2 separate regions of the Mus musculus genome follow, and region 1 is linked to region 2. The links are chromatin loops, found by intact Hi-C in ENCODE. Cell type or tissue: gastrocnemius. All regions are shown on one strand. Each heading gives the region's core, and the rest is flanking DNA. Links, peaks and the distances in the headings are about the cores only.

The links. A loop is a pair of places that touch in the nucleus more often than their neighbours do. Peaks named below come from ENCODE experiments on the same cell type or tissue, not always from the same donor. Only the 100,000 strongest peaks of a DNase experiment are listed, where the experiment ranks them.
Region 1: it touches region 2 in a loop (12-fold over the local background); 17 of 42 quality-filtered maps call a loop at or near these places.

Annotation. Positions count from the first base shown.
Region 1 is chr9:77,780,683-77,783,182 of GRCm38, reverse strand. Gclc (glutamate-cysteine ligase, catalytic subunit) reads right to left here. Exons shown (of 16, transcript NM_010295.2): 5 at 2,041-2,099; 6 at 1,816-1,949. Among named protein-coding and RNA genes, the nearest start is that of Gclc, 27 kb to the right of the region's middle. In gastrocnemius, for the core only: a CTCF peak has its summit at 1,554 (motif pointing right); no DNase peak of the experiment used is centred there.
Region 2 is chr9:77,593,740-77,599,151 of GRCm38, reverse strand. No RefSeq gene overlaps it. Among named protein-coding and RNA genes, the nearest start is that of Klhl31, 40 kb to the left of the region's middle. In gastrocnemius, for the core only: no CTCF peak of the experiment used is centred there; a DNase peak (open chromatin) is centred at 2,584.

The DNA.
Region 1 (2,500 bases), core at 1-2,500, 190 kb before region 2:
GTGGGGAAAGCAAAACCAAGGAGCTCTGACCCCTGACAAAGGCATAGCACGGGAAGGCTGGCTTCTGTTGCCCTCCTAAGAGATCCCACGGGAGGAGACGTCACTAGGACACTGACAGGAGGGAAGGAGGACCTGTGAAACACGGAGATGAGAAACCAAACCCGACACTTACCTAGAATCTGGTTTTGAAACCACATAATTCTCTTAAGTAGAAAAAAGGAGGAGGAAAAAAAATCCATAGCAGGCCATGGCCTTTTTCTGAAGTGTAAAGATTTACTTCTCTGAGATGGTCTGGATATGGAACCCACACTGGCCTGAGCTCACACTCCCTCTGTAGCACTGGGATGCCAGGCAAGCACTATAGCACTCAGCAAGCTCACAAACTTGGAGGAGTTTTGTTTTGTCCAGTTAAGTCTACTATTAACTAAAAAAGTACTTACCATTTCTTTTTGTGCTTTTCTATAATAAATACTTCTTTCAGGTCCCAGTCAGAAGATATAAGGCAGGGACTTTTGTAGCTACTTCTGAGTTCATCTCATTGTGTCACTACAACCTTTTGAAGTGGGATACTGTAACTGGTTATGTTGGGGGAAGTACTAAACTCATACCTTAAATAGATTAGACAACTGTGTCTTTACATGAAAATGCTTGTCCCCACCAGTAGGACTCACTTATTTGCATAAATCAAGTGTCTCAAGCGAGACTGTCACTTTGTGCAACCCTGAAAGACCCTGGTTCAATATTAAGCCAAGGAAGGGCTGGGTTCCAAGAACACTCCCAGAATACTGAAGCCACACATTTTAAGTGCTGCAGCTTAATGATTAATTCCAGAAATGTTTGTACTTAAGATAAGAAAGCGGGTAACACAGTCAAAAGTCAGCCTTGTTTTAAATGATGTGTGACCGTTCTTAAGGGAACATTCTGGCGTCTGTTTGGAGGCTACATATCTGATTCTACTTAAATATGCAAAGGAAACAAAATACCTTTTCATGCTATAGAAACATGTAGCATGGGAAAGTCTGACTTGGGTATTAAATCTAAATTATCTGTACTTTCAAAAATAACAGTTGGGAGGCTAATGTGACAACTGTGTGTACAGCTGCAGCCCTAAGAAAAGAATGCTGAGTTTTGTGCCCTTTGTGCTGTGGCTACAGTCAGTTTAACTAAGTAAGCCAGCTCAGCATGGAGGCAGCAAGGGCAGAGACGACCACGGGCCTGTGTGGGCTGGGAGACTGCACTCCCCACTCTGCTCCTGAGGGAGCCTGGTGCAGTCACTGTTGGAGGCCATCAGTTATTTGATTAGTCCCAGCAAAAATTTTAACTGTTCGAACAGAGAAATACTATTGTATCTCTAGTGTAATTTAGCCAGGGGCAAGGCAAAGACTGTTAAATATTTATTCCTTTTAAACCACGAGGTAGCTTTGCACAAGAATAAAAATTTAAATGCCAAACAACCTTTGCCCTTGGATCATAAAGTCACTGGATTCTCTCACCAGAGGTCATTTTCAGAAATAGAGATCTGAGCCTTGTATAATATCCTCAAAGGCTGTCACTAGATGGCGGTAAAAAATCAGGCATCTAAAAAGGGCATTCACCAACATCTGTTTACCAATAGATACCAAGTTTAGTAACAACCACACACCTCTGTGGTAAACTGTGAATTTTCAGTCAAAAGACAGCTACAAAAGACTTTACTAAAGCAACATCATTTTTCAGAAGGTAAGCTATCTTTCGAATCAGATTAGAAGGTGACTTTAAACCAGACACATGCATAGTGAAGAGGACATTTAAGTCTCCATACAACACAGGCAATACCTGGAGACAGCAGTTGCCCATCCCGAATCCCATGGCATCCATGTAGATATGGTCTGGCTGAGAAGCCTTTGATGCCTCCGCATCTTCTGGAAATGTTTCTACAAATGGAGATGGTGTATTCTTGTCCTTGAATACTGCATTATTAATGAAAAGAAGAGGAGCTGAGAATCAAGGCTGCCGGTTGGACTATGCTGCCCCAGCCCCAGCCCAGCCCCACCCACTTACTTGGCACATTGATGACAACCTTTTCTCCTCTCCGATGCCGGATGTTTCTTGTTAGAGTACTACAGCAAGCAAACAAAAGGACAGGTCACCCAACAACTGCCACATTAGAATCTGAGCACATCGAACTGAATGGAACTGAATCCTACCGCAAACTAAAAATCCGAGACTGGCTCATGGCACGTGACATGCTACCCTAAGGGTTTCCTGAAAGGGGACTGGTGAGCAGCAGTTCCTGCGCTCTGCCTGGGGACCACCCCTTCTTGCTCACCTAGTCAGCACAGGTGTTCATGGCAACCACAGTCCAGCTAATTCTAACATTACTCATGAAAATTCCAATGATTTTAGTCAAATTTAAGAACTTAGGTTTTGGTTATCACTGAAGTCTCAAAATCACTTGCTTCAGCCCCCGATCCAAAACACAGACTGATTCTTACCTGATGCGCACATTATGGCCACCGAC
Region 2 (5,412 bases), core at 1,523-4,022:
GGGGAAAAGCCCAGAATTGCTTTCTTAGATGCACCTCCCCCTCCACGTGATCAGAAATGTAGTTAGGATGAAGAACTGCTGTGTTAGCTTCGAGGTCCCAGCATATTGGTAGATTAGGAAGATGGAGAAGCCAGCCATGTTTCAGTAAAGGTGCTGTGCTGCCTAGCCTTATAGCAATTTTGAAGGAACTCTAGCTAGCTGGAGCATGACACATATGGTTCTGGCAAACCTTGCCCTTCTCCCTCATTCCCTCTGCCTTGCTAAAAACTGTTAGATTACATTCCTAAAGCTAGCCCCCAAGGTCTATTTCCTTATTTGTCCATTTCCTCTTTCTGAGGCCGACTGTCATGGTCCAGTTATCAAAGGATTGAAGTCATCCAGCAATCCAAAGCCCTCTTTGCCCTCCTGGCAAAGGCAATCAAACACCATGTTAGTTGTGGTGTTCTTATATCAGCCAAGGCCAAAGCAGTTCTACGGTTATCCTAGCTTGATGCCTAGCTTGATGGCTAAAGCTGTTTTATGCCTAGAACTCATATGAATCAAATCAAATTCAGGCAGCACAGCCGGGGAGGAAGAAGACAGAGGTCTGTGGACTGCTGTGCCACCCACAGATCAGCACTAGGCAGGCCTTAGACTTGCCACTACATGTTATAGTTGCTTGTATTCTCATGCTAATTAGGTTTCCCCCAAACCTGTTTGTGGTGTGTCCCACATGTAAAACTGAGGGACCCCCCACCTCCAGTTGGGTTTGATTGGTAAATAAAGCTGCTCTGGGCAGAGAGACAGAGGCTAGATTTATTATTATTATTATTATTATTATTATTATTTTGGTTGTTTTCAAAACAGGGTTTCTCCGTATAGTCCTGGATGTCCTGGAACTCACTCTGTAGACCAGGCTGGCCTGGAACTCAGAAATCCATCTGCCTCTGCCTCCCAAGTGCTGGGATTAAAGGCGTGCGCCACCACTGCCTGGCTAAAGTTTTTTTGGTTTTTGTTTTGGTTTTTTGGTGTTTTTGAGGCTGGACTTTTAGGATTCCCCAGGCAAGGGACCTAGGAGGAAGAAGGAGGCATCTTCCAGTCCAGGAGAAGGAGAACCAAGACACCACACCAGAGAGAAAGAGCAGCATGGCGGACTGTAGGAGCTGGGGTAACGCAGCCCGAGAGGGCTGCATATCTGGGTCTAGGATAGCCAAGATAGAATATAGGTTTTAGTAAAGTAATAACTTGGGAATATTGGATAGAGGTAGTTTAGCCACGTGGAGGTTAGGAAGTAGCCCAGCCATTGAGCTATTTAAGGCATATACAAATATAAAGGCTGTGTAAATGTGTCTTTCATGCAGAAACCCAGAACACTGGGGCAGGAACTCAGCCGAAGTTGCTGGTAGGATAGATTTGAGTAGCATTAACTGGGTATTGCTGGGTACTGCTACACCATGTAGCACGGATGGAAGATGTCACCCCAGGCCCCGGGCTCTGCCAGCTACGTGGCCAGCCTGCAGTGGGAGTCTCCACAGTGAATGGGAATGTAGTGGTCAGATGGGAGAGAAAGAGAAGTGGAGCAGCTTGAACGTTATAAAGAGAGATAGACATCGAGACTCCAGGGTAGCCTGTTGAAAGTGGCCAGCCCTGGCACCCGGGGCAACAGTGAGGTCCCACCTCAAGCTGCCACTGAGGGCCGTGTCTGAGTCTGGGGTTCAATACCAACAAGTCCATGTTGATGTCCCATGTGACCACTAGTGAACATGAGGACGTCCCTGGTCGAGGCAGCTGCTGGGGACCATGTGGATGTCCAGGGACGTGCAGAACTAGCTCTGTGCAGTCGTTGGAAAGTGAGGGGTAGAAAGAAATGCCTTAAGAAACAAAGTGTCAAAGGCACACACGTTTGCATACTCTTTATGCTGTTCACCCAGCCCTGGGCTCCCAACAGCAGTGAGTGACTCCCAGAGGGTAAGAGCTTTGTTATGTTCAAAATGTTAGAGCAGCTGTACAAATGCCCACTACGGAAAAACTCCTTCTGGTCAAGAGAACAGAATCTTTGGCCTGGTGGAGACCTAACATTCTAGTTGGGCCAGGCAGTTACCCTGGGACAAGAGACCACCCCCAGGGAAGTAAGCTCACCTTAAGCCACGTTAAAGAGATAGGCTTGCTATTGTTCCTTTAACAGGATACTGTAATTTTCTTTTCTATGATCCCCACCCCCCAGTACAGTCCCTAGGAGCCACCATGAGCTTTGGAGGGAGAGGTACAACTTAGACAATTTCTTCCTCCCTCCTTCCCTCCCTCCCTCCTCCTCCTCTTCCTCCTCCTCTTCCCCCCCCCCCCACCTATCCTATGCATTTCCTGATACGTTGGGCGTCCATTCTCTTTCTCTAATGCTACCTACCTCTCACATCCTACCTTGTAGCTGCTTTTTCATCATGTGTCTGATTTCCATGCCAGCTTACATTGAAATCCATGCTTGAGTTCTTTTACTAATAAGACTAAGATTCCCGAGGGGGAATCCTAACCCCTGTAATCCCATGGTCAGTTCAGACTTAACCTGCTTCTTCTCGCCATAACTTACAGCGCCCCTAGTGGGGAAAATGTCCTAGGAAATTGAAGCAGCCTGCCCTGCCCCCTAGTGGCGATAGCCTAGAAGAACATCTGTAAAGACTAGCTGGGAATTATCGCGAGTTTCTCAACCTACCCTGTCATTTTACCTTTAGTTTGGTATATATATTCACACACGCACACACACATGAGAAGCTGTGTGTTTGAGAAAAGGCTTGTTGCCATTCTAATGGGGTTAAATTTTCTAATAATGTTCCACATTCTACTTGACATGAGTTCTTTTCCTGTCCTAGATTTCCCACCCCTGGTGCTAGCACACCTGGGCAAAATGGGGCTCTGTAGTTTCCAACACTGTAGTCTCTCGGAGCAAATGCTCAAATAAAATTCTATAGTAATGATCTAACAGCAAAGTAGCCTGCTATGGTCCCCGAGTTTAATCAGGCTTACTTATAGAAAGTTCTTTTAGCGTCTGCGTTTCACTGATACTGATTGGAATGGTGGTGACATTTGCATCTTATACAATTATTTCGTGATTGGCTCCTCCATACTGCCGACACACTGGAATGCTGTTGCCAGGAAAGACTGTCAAACTCAAAGATTACCCATCCCGGCAGCTTTTTGGAATTTACCTCCTGTCACCTGTAATCTGCTGATAAGACAAAGAGACATTCTGATGTCTTTTTTTTTTTTTAATTTTAGTTTTATTTTAAATTTATTTTTTACACTCCATATTCCATTCCCCGGCCCCCATCCACCCACCCACCCACCCTCCGACTGATGTCTTTTTAAATATATGGGGGGGGGGCAGGGGACTGGAAAGCAAAGAGCACCGCATCCACAGAGAGGTAGAGTGGTCCTATTGCCTGGTAACAGTGCTGTTCTTTGGTGACGACATTTTTCTTTGTGTTTGTTTTGCAAGTTGCAACTGTCTTCAAACTGCAGTCACATTTTGAGACCCAATAATATGGTTGGCAGCGTAATTTGTAGTTACAGGGTCTTTTACAAAATGATGATATTTAAGATTATCACGCAATTAGGGCAAAGGAAAATAGTGCTCATTCTCCGAGCTGAGGATGGGCTGCGAGTCTGGGTTCTAATTAACCCAGCAGTTGATTCACTGTTGTTTCTGTAGCTTGGGAAAGTGATCATGACAGTCTATATTCCCAAGCTGGCCTGATAAAATGTATGCCTGTTTACTGGATTCTGTTTGCCTCGCACACAGCTGGGAGAGAACATGTTTTTCTCCCCCAATAAATGTGTACAGCACCGCCCCTGGAATTATGCAAGTTTCCGCAGATAAAAGCAACCAGCCAGGCATTTTGAACAAGCACAGAACAAGTACAAATAGCAGTGAGGCTTAAGAGAGAAAGCGCTATTTCCAGTGCTAGGTAACAATAGACGCATTAAGAGCCCTGGCGAGCTAGAAGCAGGATAGGCGGGACGAGAGACCTCTTGCTCCACATTGTGCCTTCTGTTTGTGGAGTTAAGGCTTTAACTCCAATGCTAATATGGAAAAGAAGTCTGCTTGGGAACTGCAGGTTTCTGCCTTGTTCCAGGCAACCAGAGATTAAAAAGAGTTGTGAATTCCCTTCCTGGTATAGCTGTGGAGCTGCAGAGCCCTATGAAAAGAACCAAAAGGGGTTTGTTAACTGAGAGAGGCAGAGATAGAGAGACAGAGAAAGACAGAGAGTGACAGAGAGACTGAGACAGAGGGACAGAGACAGGGACAAAGAGAGACAGACAGGGAAAGGGAGAGAGACAGAGACAGTCAGAAAGTGGGGAGAGTGAGAGGCAGGGAGAGAGGGAAAGAGGAGGGGGGAGAATGCATAGCATTTGAAACCTCAAAACCCACCCTCCGTGATATACTTCCTCCAGCAAGTTCATAGCTCTTAAACCTACTCCAGTGTCACAAACTGGGGACCAAGTATTCAGAAGCTTGAAACTATGGAGACATCTTATTAAGCCACCACAGTCTGGTAATTGCTATTTAGTGCTTCATGTAGGGTTGGGTTCTCTTGGGCTCTTCTTGTCCATGATGAAATACAGATGAATGGATAGTGTTACACAGACACACACACACACAGACACACACACACACAGACACACACACACACACCATGCACCATGGATAAACAGATTTGATCTTACTTATACCATTTAGCACTTTTTAACTTTCTGAATCTGTTAAGTCAAGCTTTTAAAAAACTTGTAAAGCAAGTCGGGTGTGGTGGCATACGCCTTTAATCCCAGCACTCGGGAGGCAGAGGCAGGCAGATTTCTGAGTTCGAGGCCAGCCTGGTCTACAAAGTGAGTTCCAGGATAGCCAGGGCTTAGTCATATTATATTCAAATATCGACATCCCCTTATATTATCTGTCTGGGGCATCTCTCAGGCATCCTTTCCATCTTGGTCCCTGAATAATCTTTTAGTTAGCTAATACTCACTTTGTTCTTCCTTATATACCTGTTGAGTGTCCACAAATGCGTATTTCATTTATCAGCATTGTATTGGGCTATTTTCTGCAGTTCTGTTTTTCCTAATTTTTATTGTTTTATGTGCTTAGTCATTTTAGACTATTCAGTAGATACCTGACTGACCTGAAATTCCCAGACATTCATACATTCTGCCATGCTAGTGTGTGTGTGTGTGTGTGTGTGTGTGTGTGTGTGTGTGTGTGTGTGTGTGTGTTTTGAATGTTGCAGAGACTTGGATTATAGACCAGTGTCTAAGCCTCTGCCTGTGAGGCTCCTGTGAGCCCTGGATTAGGTTTGTGCTCCTTTAGAAAAGATTAACATTTGCTTCTGCCAAACAGCCCAAGGGTAAGAGTTCATTAATCCATTAATATGTCAGTTATTCAGACTA